Linked DNA regions of Homo sapiens: region 2 is linked to region 1. A link is a contact called in ENCODE Hi-C or POLR2A ChIA-PET data. All regions are on one chromosome and are shown on one strand. The core of a region is the stretch at or near the end of the contact, and the rest is flanking DNA. Distances in the headings are between cores, read along the strand shown. Region 1 holds the start of RFC1 (replication factor C subunit 1). Region 2 holds the start of SLC30A9 (solute carrier family 30 member 9).

Evidence for each region. A loop is a pair of places that touch in the nucleus more often than their neighbours do. ChIA-PET counts read pairs that join two places held with the same protein, here RNA polymerase II (POLR2A). Pooled maps may share reads with other maps.
Region 2: a map of CD4-positive, alpha-beta T cell shows a loop between it and region 1 (14-fold over the local background). The contact joins the promoter of SLC30A9 here to the promoter of RFC1 in region 1. A Hi-C loop is called at or near these places in 1 of 168 maps with a recorded cell type or tissue (CD4-positive, alpha-beta T cell) and 7 of 50 pooled maps. POLR2A ChIA-PET finds 5 or more read pairs at or near these places in 2 of 52 experiments (CD8-positive, alpha-beta memory T cell and H1).

What each region holds. Positions count from the first base shown.
Region 1 is chr4:39,363,239-39,370,509 of GRCh38, forward strand. RFC1 (replication factor C subunit 1) reads right to left here and starts at 3,124. Exons shown (of 25, transcript NM_002913.5): 1 at 3,001-3,124. The coding sequence starts at 3,003. RefSeq lists an enhancer at 3,046-3,165.
Region 2 is chr4:41,988,025-41,995,295 of GRCh38, forward strand. SLC30A9 (solute carrier family 30 member 9) reads left to right here and starts at 2,506. Exons shown (of 18, transcript NM_006345.4): 1 at 2,506-2,736. The coding sequence starts at 2,628. RefSeq lists enhancers at 2,178-2,257, 2,538-2,677 and a silencer at 2,387-2,606.

The DNA.
Region 1 (7,271 bases), core at 1,874-4,373:
TCTACATGGCTTCTTTATTTCTTTTATTTTTAATTTTCTTTCTATTTATTTACGTGGTTCAAATTTCGAAAGGGTAAAAAGTCCCCCTCTTATCCTGCCTCTCAGACACATATTTCCCATCTCTGGAGGCAACAAATGTTATCAGTTGGTTCCTTCTGTATCTTTCCAGAGAAATTTTATATTTTGGCAATTGTTTCATATCAGAGTATAAAGTTTTCTCATTTTTATAAAGGTTGCACAGTATTCCATTGTGTGAATACACGTACTTTATTTCTTTATTGATAACTTTTAATTGGAATTTTTGTTTTCAATGCAGCTCCCAGGGCAAGAGCTGTCTATGGATGGGCTTCAGAAGATAAGTGAATAGGCCAGGCACAGTGGTTCATGCCTGTAATCCCGGCACTTTAAGAGGCTGAGGCAGGTGGATCAACTTGAGGCCAGGAGTTCAAGACCAGCCTGGCCAACATGGTGAAACTTCATCTCTACTAAAAATAAAAAAATAAAATAGCTGGACATGGTGGCACACACCTGTATTCCCAGCTACCAGGCAGGCTGAGGCACAAGAATCGCTTAAACCTGGTAGGCAGAGGTTGCAGTGAGCCAAGACTGCACACTGCACTCCAGCCTGGGCAAAACAGCAAGACTCTCAAAAAAAAAAAAAAAAGAAGAAGAAGAAGAAGATGATAAGTGAACAGGCCAGGCACAGTGGCTCATGCCTGTAATCTCAATGCTTTGGGAGGCCAGGGTGGAAGGATCGCTTGTACCCCGGAATTAGAGATGGCAGTGAGCTATCATCACACCACTGCACTCCAGCCTGGGCAACAGAGCAAGACCTTGCCTTTAAAAAAAAAAAAAAAAAAAAAAGAAGAAGAAGATAGGTCAATCCCTTAAAATGGTGTGTATATGCCCATATGCATTTCTCTGGGCAGAAAATTTGCATATCATTCACTGTATTTATCAAAGGAAACTGTAACTGAAACAAAGATTGAGAACTACTGTCCTTCATACCCAACGACACAGTCTGAGGGAAAAAAAAAAAAAAGAACTACTGTCTTATAACTTTGCACAAGTGTTCAATAAACATTTGTTGAATCAATTTTAGTCTAGGGTTTTGCTAATTGTTGCACTAGAGACTGGAGGGCTAAATTAAATATCAGTATAATACAAAATTCTTATCTACCTCATAGGATGTTTACCCACTAACAACAAAACTGACCAATTTGACCTATTTCTTTTCTGAGAAGAGGTCTATTTTTTATCTGCACCATGAACAGGAGTACTAAAGAAAGAAAAGAACCAAAAGTAAAAGCACCTGAATGATCAAAAGTTGACCACACAAGCTATGTTCACCATAAATGACAGAGGAATCTACCATGCCTCTTAAAATCTATGTAACTTTCCATAGAGTCCTTTCTGAGAAAATAGATCACTGGTAGCTGTGTAGTTGCCTAACATGCCAGGCACCAGAACCAGAACGGAAGCTTTACCTATACATCTTGCTTAATCCCCAAAACAATCACTATGGCAGCTATTATTTTCCCCTCTTTTACAGATAAGGAAACAGAGGCTTAAAGAGATTAAACTTAAGCTATTTACTTGCCCAAGACCACGTAACTATTAAACTAGACTATACTAACATAGTAATATAACTATAAATTAATATATAAACCATTAAACTAAAATATTACCACGTTCTTCATCTTCAAGACTCCAAGTCTCAAGCTTCCAAAATACCACAGTGCTTTGGCCTCCAAAATGTAATGATGATCATTATAGGGAAGTAGTATAACATGGTGGTCAGAAACACCAAGATTCTAATTCTAGTTCAACCACCTACTAGTTATATGATACACTGTTTAAATTCCAAAAAGGTGCTTGCACCATCTGTAAAACTGCATCGATGTGGGTTGAAATGAAAAAAAAAAAAAAAAAAAAAAACCATGGAAAACCAACAGTTCACATATTGACCTAAAGAAGATGCTTGGTACAAGGTAGCTACTATCATTACTGTTGCCCTTTTTTGAGAAGAAACACAAAGGCCTGCAACGTTTCCCAGTGTGGCATAAAATTTTCACCGCCCCCCCCCAGAATGTTGTCACTGTGACACGTTGACCAATGATTGAAAAAAATTATATCGGATTGTTAAGTATCTTCTAGCTTAATGAACATTTTAAATGGTCCTTTAAAAATATTTCAAACACAGAGCCATATCCATTGCCATACCATCAGGAATGTCTGCTTTGCTGGCTGCATAATCATTTCACTTTCAATTTGTTTGAACATTTTATCCAGAATTATGCAGTGAGGCTTGGGTTTTTTTCAGATTTTAAACATCAGGTGGTAAGAGGATGACAGCTGTCAAATGTCTTGCATCTGTTTCTATTCGCTGTACTTCTTTTTCCTAGTAAGCCATGTTATCCTTTTGACTCCTATGAACTCATCTAAACAAAATAAAATATCCTCTCCATGCCCTCGGTCTCAACACCGCTCAGGTGATCGTTAATGACGAGCGGAGATGAGACGAGCTGAGCTGTTAATGATAAAAGTTTAAGGCCCTACACAACATATTCCCTAAGAAAGAAAAGTTTGTTACATTCTTCTCCCTCGTGACCCAAAGCTTGAAATCCACGCTTTAGGCAGTACTCAAACTGAGGTTCGGGCAACGCCGAACAAGAAAATAACTTTACCAATGCGTCCCAAAACCACCATCCTTCCTCTCTTCCTTTCTCCCTTCCCCCAAGAGTGGGGGGCGGGGGGAAAGTGCAAGTACACGTAGCAACAAAATCCCTGCGCGCTGGCTGCCGCCCAGAGCCAGAGCCCGCGATGCAATGAAAGTTTTGCGTCCAGTGCCCGGTGTGCGGCCCCTTCTCTGCCTTTGCTAGCCTCCGGAACCACCCACCGCCATCCTCCCCCACCCTGCATACCAGGAGTGCCCGGTCCACACCAGGCCTGCAAAGCCCCCCCAGACCCCGAGCCGCACGGCCTCCCCCAGCGGCTCACCATCGCAGCCCCAGGATGAAGGCGCTGGCTGGCTGGCGGGTGGGCCGGTTGAGGAATCTGTTATCGAGGCTCAGGATCCATTCGCGCCAACAACTTCTCCCGCGAAGTGCAAGAAGGCGAAGACAGTGGCGCGCGGTGATGACGTCAGGAGGCGCGAGCTTTGCTTCCGTCCCGCCCAGAGGCGGGAGGTGCGACGCCTGCCCAGGTGCTGCCCCGAGGGCAGGCGGGCCGCTGACATCGAGAGGAACCACGGTGCTTTGGTGTGAGCTCGGTTTTTGGCGGGGGCGCTAAAGTAGGGGGATCCGATATTGGTTTCCTTGGCAGGCGGGGTACCCAAGTACCTCCCGGTTACACGTCTGGACAATGCACTTCCCTATAGTAACTTTGAAAAGTTTTTACTACCAACTTTAGTAAGATAAATGTTTTAGCTGTGCGTTTTACATATTATGTATAAATATCTATTCTGTAATAAGGTTTCATCAAGAGGCCGGACGCGGTGGCTCACCCCTCTAATCCCAGCACTTTGGGAGGCCGAGGCGGGTGGGTCACCTGAGGTCAGGAGTTCGAGACCACCTGACCAATGTGGTGAAACCCCGTCTCTACTAAAAATACAAAAATTAGCCAGGGGGTGGTGACGTGTGCCTGTAGTCCCAGCTACTCGGGAGACTGAGACAGGAGAATTGCTTGAACCCAGGAGGCAGTGGTGCAGTGAGCCGAGATCGAGCTACTGCCCTTTAGCCTGGGCGACAGAGCGAAACTCCGCCTCAAAAAAAAGAAAAGATACCGAAAGCTTTGGGGTAAACCAGTTGTATATGAATAGATTAGCAATTGAATCACGGAATACAATGAAACATTTGCGTACGATTTCAAGAGAAAGATTAGACCATAAAGAGTTCAATGGAGAAAGCAGTATCTCCAGCTTTGGCTCTAGCTACACTTTTGAAATTCTCACCCATCCACCCCCTGTTGGGTCTTGCGCTTTATGACACCAACATTTCTATGGCGAAAGATAGAACAGCCTGGAATACAACAGAGGCTGAGCATTGACAGCTTGTATTTATTAAACGCCTATTGTTGTACGTGCAGCTCTGGACTAGCCTAGCTCATTTTATCCCCATGATGACACTGACTACTCTTATCCCGAATTTACAGACAGACTGTTACTTATTAACAGGGCCTCACTGCACTGTTCCCTCTGAAGCCAGGATGCTAGGTCTCCAGCCCCACCACCTGCTATTTATGTGACCAAGGGCAAGTTACTGTGCCTCGGTTTTGTCTTAGCAGACATATCACACAAATTTTTGCCCATAATTTTAGAGGACCTACACCAATTTATAATGTTCATTGTGTTATAAATCAATAAATGAGTAAATAAGACATAAAAAGTTGTACGTGTCTTTTATATTACATTCCTCTTAACTTTTGCTTTTTTTTTTTTTTGGCATTTGAAGCCTTCCTTGAGTTTAAATGAGACTTAAGTCAGGAGACTGTAACTTCTTTGTGAGATTGTTTTCTTTAGGAATATTTATTTACATGAAAATACTCTATCTCAGAAATATACCAGATCTAAAATGACTGCATATGCTTTGAAACTCCTCCCTTGAACCTGGACTGGCCTATGACTGATTTGATCAAAGAATACAATGGAAGTGATACTATGCCAACTCCAGACCTAAGCTTTAAGAAGACTGGCAGCTCCTGTCTTGCTCTCTTGGAGCACCATGTAAAGCCAGGGAGGTGGTCATCTGAGACCAGCCTTATAGCCATCTCCACCAGGCACCATGCATGTAAATGAAGCCATCTCAGATCCCATCCAGCAACTGATGGAATTTCACTAGCTTTGTTGACCCCATTCAACACCTGGGAGAGCAGAAAAATCACTCAGTCAAGGCCTGTCCAAATTTCCTGACCCACAGTAGCGTGAACATAATTAAATGATTGCTCTGTTAAGGTAATAAGTATTGGAGTGGTTTCTTATAAAGGAATAGATATCCAGAATGGAAATATTTTTGAAGACCCAAAATAGGACTGAGCATGGTGGCACATGCCTATAATCCCAGCACTTTGAGAGGCCTTGTCTCAGGAAAAAAAAACAAAAACAAAAAAAAAGTGAAACCAATCAGAAAAGATTTCCCTGCTGATCCATGCCTTTTTGTTAGCAGAATAATGGCATGGAAAGAAATTCACTCCTTGAAAACAGTATGGATATAAGCTTTTGCCTATCACAGCAAGTTTACATTTATGGATGCCTGCTGCATTAGCACATGCCGGCACTGTTATTCCATCCTTCCCATCCTTAATTCCTTTATGGGCTAGCTCATCAGCCATAGTTAGTATCTATCTGGGGCAAATAACACCAAAACAGTGATGTTTCAGCAATCTTGTAGACTTGGTCTAGTGTCAGATTTTCATGAGTGAAAATATTGGCAAATTCATCAACACATTTCTCCACTGCTTTGTGATCAGCAGATGCTTTATTGCCACAGATTTTTTAAAAATGTAACACCCTGTCTTTTCTTAAATTTATGCAACCAGCCAGTTGAATATGCACAATTCCCTTCAATTTTTAGTTCATTGCAATAGATCTTTGTTTCATGATCAGCATACCATCACGTGGCATGTGTTCACTATGATGCTTATGAATTTATGCTTTCAATACATGATTGAGATTTTCTTTTTTAGCTTTACGTAGTTTTTTTTGGGGGGGGGGTTGTTTTGTTTTTTGTTTTTGAGACGGAGTCTTGCTCTGTCACCCAGGCTGGAGTGCAGTGGCGCCATCTCGGCTCACTGCAACCTCCGCCTCCCAGGTTCAAGCGATTCTTCTGCCTCAGCCTCCTGAGTAGCTGAGATTACAGTTGTGCACCACCACATTTGGCTATTTTTTGTATTCTTAGTAGAGACGGGGTTTCACCATCTTGGTGAGGCTGGTCTCGAACTCCTGACCTCGTGATCTACCCATCTCGGCCTCCCAAAGTGCTGGGAGGGTTTTTTTGGTTTTGTTTTTTTACTTTTCATTAACTTCTGTTCATCACTTTCAGCATAAACCTTCAACAGTTTTTCCTTCTGTTTCTTCAAATCATATATGGTGGTCATTCCAATCCCATACTCTTTTGTAAGATTTTCACACTTATACTGCTGTCCAACTTCTCTAAGGTTGACTTTCTGTGCCACAGATAAACATAAATGCTTCCTCTTTTTCTTATCACTGTTACCCAAAGGGGTATCTGCAGGCCTTTTCGACATTTTCAGCAATATCTGTATACCACAAAGCAGAGAATAATCAAAAAACCGCAGAAGGCCAGGCACAGTGGCTCATGCCTGTAATCCCAACACTTTGGGAGGACAAGGAAGGAGTATTGCTTGAGACCAGGAGTTCGAGGCCAGGAGTTCAAGACCAGCCTGGGCGACAGAGCAAGATGCTGTCCCAAAAACAAAACAAAACAAAAACCACTGTAAACAATCTGAATGTTAACTGTAAAGAAAATGGATAAATTGAAATATATTCATACAACAATAAAAATCAATGAAATACAGATCATACATCATACAACACTACAGATCAGTCTTGTATACTTTTTTTTTTTTTTTTTTTTGAGATGGAGGCTTGCTCTGTCACCCAGGCTGGGATACATTGGCGAAATCTCAGCTCACTGCAACCTCTGCCTGCCAGGTTCAAGCAATTCTCCTGCTTCAGCCTTCCAAGTAGCTGGGATTACAGGCATCCACCACCATGCCTGGCTAATTTTTGTACTTTTAGTAAAGACAGGGTTTCATCATGTTGGTCAAGCTGGTCTCTAACTCCTGACCTCAAATGATCCACCCACCTCGGCCTCCCAAAGTGGTAGGATTACAGGTGTGAGCCACTGCACCTGGCCCAGTCTTATATACTGATATGGTTTGGCTCTGTGTCCCCACCCAAAACTCATCTTCTAGCTCCCATAATTCCCATTGTTGTGGGAGGGACCCAGTGGGATAGGAGATAATTGAATCATGATGGTGCATCTTTCCTATGCTGTTCTCATGATAGTGAATGGGTCTCATGAGATCTGATGGTTTTAAAAACGGGAGTTTCTCTGCACAAGCTCTCTCTTTGCCTGCTGCCATCCACATAAGATGTGACTTGCTCCTCCTTGCCTTACACTATGATTATGAGGCCTCCCCAGCCATGTGGAACCGTAAGTCCAATAAATGTCTTTATTTTGTAAATTGCCCAGTCTTGGGTATGTCTTTATCAGCAGCGTGAAAATGGACTAATACAGTAAATTAATACC
Region 2 (7,271 bases), core at 1,256-3,755, 2.6 Mb after region 1:
TGGTAATAATCAAATGACACTTCACTCCTTTCCTACTTCTGTTTCTATCTATCTGACTTAATAGTTCCCTATATTTAGGCATCTATTTATATCATGTATCCTCATGAAACTTGGACAATTTTATACCATGTTGATCACATGAGTAAAAAATATCTGGGGAAATTCTCTCTTAACCTACATTCCAGGAAAAAAAAAATAGGAACACCATATTATCATTCAAGTCTTTTGAGAAGACATCACATTTTCTTCCAAAGGCAAGTACCCATTGACTTAGAAAGAGTGGTGTTTAAGATCAAGATCTTTGTGCCTTGGTTTCTTCGTCTACCTATAACTTATTTAAGGTATTATGAATGAGACAGTGTACACAGAGGGCCTGGCAATTAGTAAATGATTAATATTACTACTGCTGCTATTAGTTTTAAATTATCAATATATTTATTTATAAATTTGCTGCCTCTTCCAATAGAAAATAAGCCCTATGATACTAGAATCTTACCTGTTATGTATAGGTAGGCAACGCTGAATGTGTCTCAAATGGAGCATAAAAACAAAGTCTCTTGGTAAGGATGGGATTTAGGGTCAAAGGAAATTCCCCTAAGGAACTCTAAAACTGACATTATCTTAAGTTTTAGCACTTGGGGAAGTTTCAAAGACTTTCCAAAAGGATAAGTATATCATGATATGTAGGTATAAATACCAAGACAACTGCAGAGTTATTTTAATCCAAGTCTGTTGAGGCTTTATTATGTGATACAGCATTGTGAGAGTTAAGGTAACAGAAAATGATACACTTTGTTCTTCAAACTTATTTGGCAAATCAAGGGTACTGGAGGTTTATAACAATTAGTAGTGTCTAAGTCAAGTTACACCCCAACTATACCAGGAAAAAGAAGGACAGGAAAGCACACACTGTGAAATTTTACTGTGCACCAACATATTTTACACATCAGGTGGGCTGTTATGGAAATTAAGAACTCTGCACAAAATGTATTTTTTTTAAAAGTTTTATCAAGAAAGGAACATTTTCTTCTAAAAATGATTAGTACAGCTAAACAAAATAAAAATAATAATCCTATCGCACAAATTAAAAATAAAACCTGAGAAGTTTTGATCAGGCTTGCCTAAAACGAGTTGAAACCAAAGCCATTTTAAGAATCCAAAATATGAGATTAGTTTTGTTCAAAAAGAATTATCCATAAAAGTTAATAGATGTTTGCATAGTTACCATAAAATAAGAGGTAAGCCTTTATGTATTTTTACTTCATAAAGTTGAATTTCTATTAAAATCTATTACAAGAAAGGGAAAGTAACTTTCCAGTAATATTCAGATTTTTTAGTAATATTGAGCCTACATTTATGGGACATCATTTTTTAATGTTTGTCCACTGAATATTTTAAGTTATGTTTGTCATAGGAAATTAAATTTGCTTACCATTCTTAACGATAATCTCTTTCCTCATTTGGTTATACTTATCTCAATTAGTATAAGAGACTTGTTGATTTTTTTAAAAATTAAGGACATACTAAATTTCCCCGAGATAGTTATTTTGCAGTAATATAGATAAGCGACTCAGATTAACTTTAAAACAAACCACCATACATTCCATTCAATTTATTTTTGCCAGGCATTGTTTTAGCGGCTTTATACAGCCATGTACAAAATAGACAAGATTCCAGCATCATGATGCTTATTTTCTATTCTAGGACACAAAATAGAAAAAAAAATCTCAAATAGTGATAAGCGTTTTGAAGAAAAGTATATAGGACAGCCGGGTAGAGAATGACCAGGACTACCATAGCTAGGGTGGTCAAGGAAGGCCTCTCTTGAGTTTGAGTTAAGAGCTGAATGAGCATGGCAGAGAGAAACAGTTAACGTGGATACTGTTCAGGTTTCTTTCTCCCTGGGACCAAAATGTTTCGAAGTCTGCATACCTCCGTTTACCCTAACTTGTCATGAACATAAAACCTCTTATATTGCAGGCAAAAATCTGAGGTTCACAGATTAGTAGGGCAAGTAGCTGATTCCGAAGTGTGTACTTGCCTTTATGATACTGGATACACACTGGTGTTAACAAGGAGAACGATGTACGTGGCAGACGTTCGGAGAGTACTGGACATGTTGGTTCTAATTTGGGTTTATCCTGGCAGGCTCTAGGTAGAGAGGCTCAGAAAACCTGCGTCCATCCTTCCCATCTTTCCTCCCATTTCCGAAACCACGGCCCCGGTTTCGAGTCCAGAAAAAAAGGAATAAGTAGAACTCCCAAAGGACAGCTTTCCTGGCTGAACAAGATGTAAACAGTTTACGTGATTTCCAACCAAGCGCAAAAGTACAGGTGCAAAAGAAGACGGCAGACACCAAACTTCCCCTGCAGCCACGCCCTCCCCACTTTGGGAGTCTGGGTCCCCGGGAAGGAAGGCCTCCCTATTGGTGCTCAACGTGTTACGTCACTTCCGCTACCTCCACGGCAGGCGTCGCTAAATGACGTTGCCGTTTCCGGGTCACCCAGGCAGCTTGTGGCGGCGAAGCCATCGGTGTTCGCTGATGTCCAGTCTATGGAGTCAGTTGGTACCGGTGGCGGCGCGGAGGCAGAAGGCGGTGTCCGAGTAGGGGCCTCTGCCCCACCAGGATGTTACCCGGCTTGGCCGCCGCCGCGGCCCACAGATGTAGCTGGTCCTCCCTGTGCCGGCTCCGTCTGCGATGCAGGGCGGCGGCCTGTAATCCCAGCGACCGCCAGGGTGAGTGTCCCGCGCTGGCCGCTGGCTCCGTAGAAGCCGAACTGGAGGGCCAGGCTGGGCTCGGCGCCTCGCCTGGGGCAATTCGCCCACTTGCCTTTCGCCAACCTCAGAACCTTCCTTTCTGGCCTCCGCCTTTCCAGTTCAGCCTGCGCAGCCCGCGGGGGTCCTGACAGGTCTCTGACTCTGATGCCTTCTGCAGCCCTAGCATGGCCCCCGCGGGAACTTGTGGGCACCTCGCGGGCCGGATTGCACCTCTGAAGCCTACCGCTTTGTACCAAACAAAATGTTACGTGCGCATCGCGGTGTCCCGCGGTTACTCACCTCCGCGGTTGGAAATTGCGGACTCCGCAAAGTTCCAGGGTCTTTGGAGCTTTCCAGCGCACCTTCATTTAGCACTTGGTTGAGATTTTCTTGGCCTTCTTTTTCTTACTCTCCCAACTTATTTTCTTAAATTTTCTAAAAGGAAGGAGGGGTGCTACTCACTACGGATCTTTTGGAAGAAGTACGAAAGTATCCGACAATCATTGAATGAACCCAGTTTGGGTCCGAAAAACAAAGAAACTCTTCAGTTCGGCTGAGCAGTCTTTTTGGTGAAAAGGTGGCAGTTGTAGTGGTAACCCAGAAAAAAAGGTGGTTGAAGAGAATTTTCGTCTCTCTCAACATTCTTTTCTGACTCAAATTTAAATGGTTTGAGAGTTTCCAAAATAACATTGAACTAATCAGGCTTACCTTCGTTTTTGCCGTAGCTTGACACACATTGCTTGACACTGAGAACTGATAGGATCTCTGAGGGAGAAGACAGAACTAAGTCCACCCTTAACCTAATCCCTCCATTCTTGGGATGCAGAGAGTATTTACCGAAACATTCATGTTCGAAGCCAGGTGTGGTGGTGCGCTCCTGTAGTCCAGCTACTCGGGAGACTGAGGCAGGCAGATCTTTTGAGCCCAATAGTTCTAGGCTAGCCTTGGCAACATAGTGAGCTGTCTGTAAAAACATAGGTTTGAAAAAACCTGTAACATGTTCGTGACCTCCTGAAAGAAGTCGGAAGTTGCAGTCATTCGAGATTTTATGTAATATAAGCTATAGTAACTATGCTGTGGATATAAATTAGAATATATTCGTATCTTTTATTTGCAATAAATGTAAAGCTGAATCTTAGAATTTCAAACGGATAAATTTTAACAGCACTATTCCCAGGGCTTTTTTGGTAGTGATAGAAAAGTGTAACTGTTGAGTTTTTCCATATTGGCAATATACTGCCAGGTTCCCTTATGGACAGAATGAATCATCGGCTGGGTGCAGTGGCTCATGCTGCTAATCCTCAGGAAGATTGTAAACCTTAGGACGCTGAGGTGGGTGGATCGCTTCAGCCCAGGAGTTCCAAGACCAGCCCGGGCAACATGGCAAAACTGCCTCTCTACAAAAAATTAGCCTGGTTTGGTGACGCGCGCCTGTAATCCTAGCCTGTACTCAGGAGGCTGAGGTGGGAGGATCGCTTGAGCCCAGGAAATTGAGGCTGCAGTGAGCCTTGAGCATGCCAGTGCACTCCAGCCTGGGTGACAGAGTGAGACCTGTCTCAAAAAAAAAAAAAGAAAAGAAAAAGAAAAATGAATCATACGTTTATACTGTACTCCAGAATCCCCAAGTAAGTTTCTAACACAATTGTTTCTATTGACCAAGCAATTTTGGCATTTTACACTGAAATTACAGTGGCTGTTAAATTTAGTCTAAACTGCCCTTTAAGTGTTGGCAAAAAGGAGAAGAAACAGTGTAATTTGTAATCCCTCTTCTGTGTAGCTGTCATTATGTTGAAAATTATGTATTCTTTGTCTCATCTGTCTGTGAAACACAGATAATTATTACCTACCTTAGTGGTCAAAATGACTTTGCAAAGTTGTTTGGAATGTTTATTACTACAAAAAATTAAAATTTTTTTTACACTTAAAAATGCTTAGTAGGTTTTTAAAAATAACTTTGTGAAAATTTAGTTTCAGTAATGAAGCATTTCTTAAAAGGGCAACCATTATTATGGCAAAATTTAAAAATCATTTAGAAAAAGAGTACTATTTAAATTGGATGCATGTGAGAAGACTATTTGAAGAACTTTTGGAGAAAGAAAATCTAAAAACAGTTGTTTTTATTTGTCTAGAAGTAAGGTTTAGTTTATGCTTCTAAAATGCCTGTGGCTGGGAAAAGCTTATAAAGCATAAGGAGAGGAGGAAACCTTGAGGGATTGCTTGAATACTTAAAAATGAGGAATGCCTTTAAAGGCAAAATAGAAACTGTCTAAAAGAAATATGAGAGCCCTGTTTGTAATTTTGAGTTGTCTGATAGCCACATTAAAAAAAGTAAAATTAAAGATGAATTAATTTTAATATATCCTAGAATTAATTTTAATAACGAAATTTATATATTTTAATAATAAAATATATAAAATTTAATACTATTTTATTAAGTATATTCAAAATATTTCAACATGTAATCAATATCAAAATTATTGAAGTATTTTACATCATCTTTTTGTACTGTCTTTAAAACCCAGTGAGTATTTTACACTTTCAGCACATCACAGTTCAGACTAACCACGTTTTAAGTGCTCAGTAAACAGTGACTACTCAATTAGATAGTGTAGTTAGAGTTAGTATCTAAGTTATAAAGAATTTTTACAAACCAGTATACATTCCAGTAGGAAAATGGACAAAGGAATTGAATACAAAGTTCATAAAGTTGTTCAAGTGGCCAATAAAAATGCAAAAATGTTCCATACTGAAAAACAGAGACTTTAAAGGGTTTTACTTCTCACTGCCTATTTCATTTTGGCCGAATTTTTCATAATGATAATACCCCATATTGAGGGTGTGGGAAAACAGGAACTCTCTTAACTACTGATTGAAAACATAAACGGTTTATGCCCTCTGACCTAACAGTTTTTACTCAAAAGGATTTACTTTAAAGAAATAATCAAAATACATATTAAAATGTTTGCAGAAGTTTATTATAGTAATAAATTGGTAGTTCATAGTTATGGAGAGTGGGAAACTGAAATATATTATGATACCTTTATTATGGGCTGGTGATGTATACAACCATTTTTTTAAAAAATTATAATTCAGGGCTGGGTGTGTTGGCTCATGTCTGTAATCCCAACACTTTGGGAGGCCGAGGTAGGGGGATCACCTGAGGTCAGGAGTTCGAGACCAGCCTGGCCAACATGGTGAAACCCCATCTCTACCAAAAATACAAAAACTAGCTGGGCATGGTGGCGGGCGCCTGTAATCCCAGCTACTTGGGAGACTGAGGCAGGAGAATCACTTGAACCCAGGAGGTGGAGGTTGCAGTGAGCTGAGATTGCGCCACTGCACTCCAGCCTGGGCGACGAGCGAAACTCCATCTCAAAAGAAAAAAAAAAGTTATAATTTAGAAGAATAGTGACATGGAAAATACTCTTGTGTTATTAGGTAAAAACTGTAGAAAAATACAGTGAAAATATATACTGTGATATTAACAGTGAGTTTGTCTAAAAATTTTTTTATTTGTGTTTTACAAATGATCTACAGTACACATATACTTCTAAAGAATAAAAATGTTACTTAGTTTCTGTAGTAAGTATATCCTTTTTTATAAAAAGTTCTTTGGGTTAGGATAGAGCACATATTTCTTTTTTTCATGTATTTATACCTTGCCTCATTTGGCAAAAATTTGAGAGGGGAAGACACTTAAGTATACTAGATGAACACTGAAATTAATAAAAGTGTAATTTTTAAATAGAAAATAGAAATCAAACATACTATGTTATTATTGTCTCCAATCTGCTAGTATTTATTGTCATAAGAAAAGTAGGCTGAGAATTTAACTTTTATCCCCAGCAGAGGTCCCTCCTCCTCCTCAACCTCTTTAAATAACTAAGAGTATTGACAGTTACAAAAGACCAGTCTGGCCAACATCGTGAAACCTCATCTCTACTAAAAATACAAAAATTAGCTAGGCATGGTGGTGGGCGCCTGTAATGACAGCTACTCAGGAGGCTGAGGCAGGAGAATTGCTTGAACCCGTCAGATGTGGTCTCAAAAAAAAAAAAAAAAAAAGACCATTTAGACTGTCAATGCTCTTAGTTGTTTAAAGAGGTTGGGGAGGAGGAGGGACCTCTGCTGGGGATAAAAGTTAAATTCTTAGTCTGATTAAGAGAGCATTGACAGTTATAAAAGACCATTTAGGGCTGGGTGTGGTGGCTCACACCTGTAATCCCAGCACTTTGGGAGGCCAAGGTGGGCGGATCACCTGAGGTCAGGAGTTCTAGACCAGCCTGGCCAACATGGCAAAAACCTGTCTCTACTAAAAACACAAAAAAATTAGCTGGGCATGGTGGCAGGCGCCTGTAATCCCAGCTACTTGGGAGGCTGAGGTGGGAGAATTGCTTGAACCCAGGAGGCAGAGGCTGCAGTGAGCCGAGATCGTGCCATTGCACTCCAGCCTGGGCAACAAGAGCAAAACTCCGTCCCCCCACCAAAAAAAAGACCATTTAGGCAGGCAGACA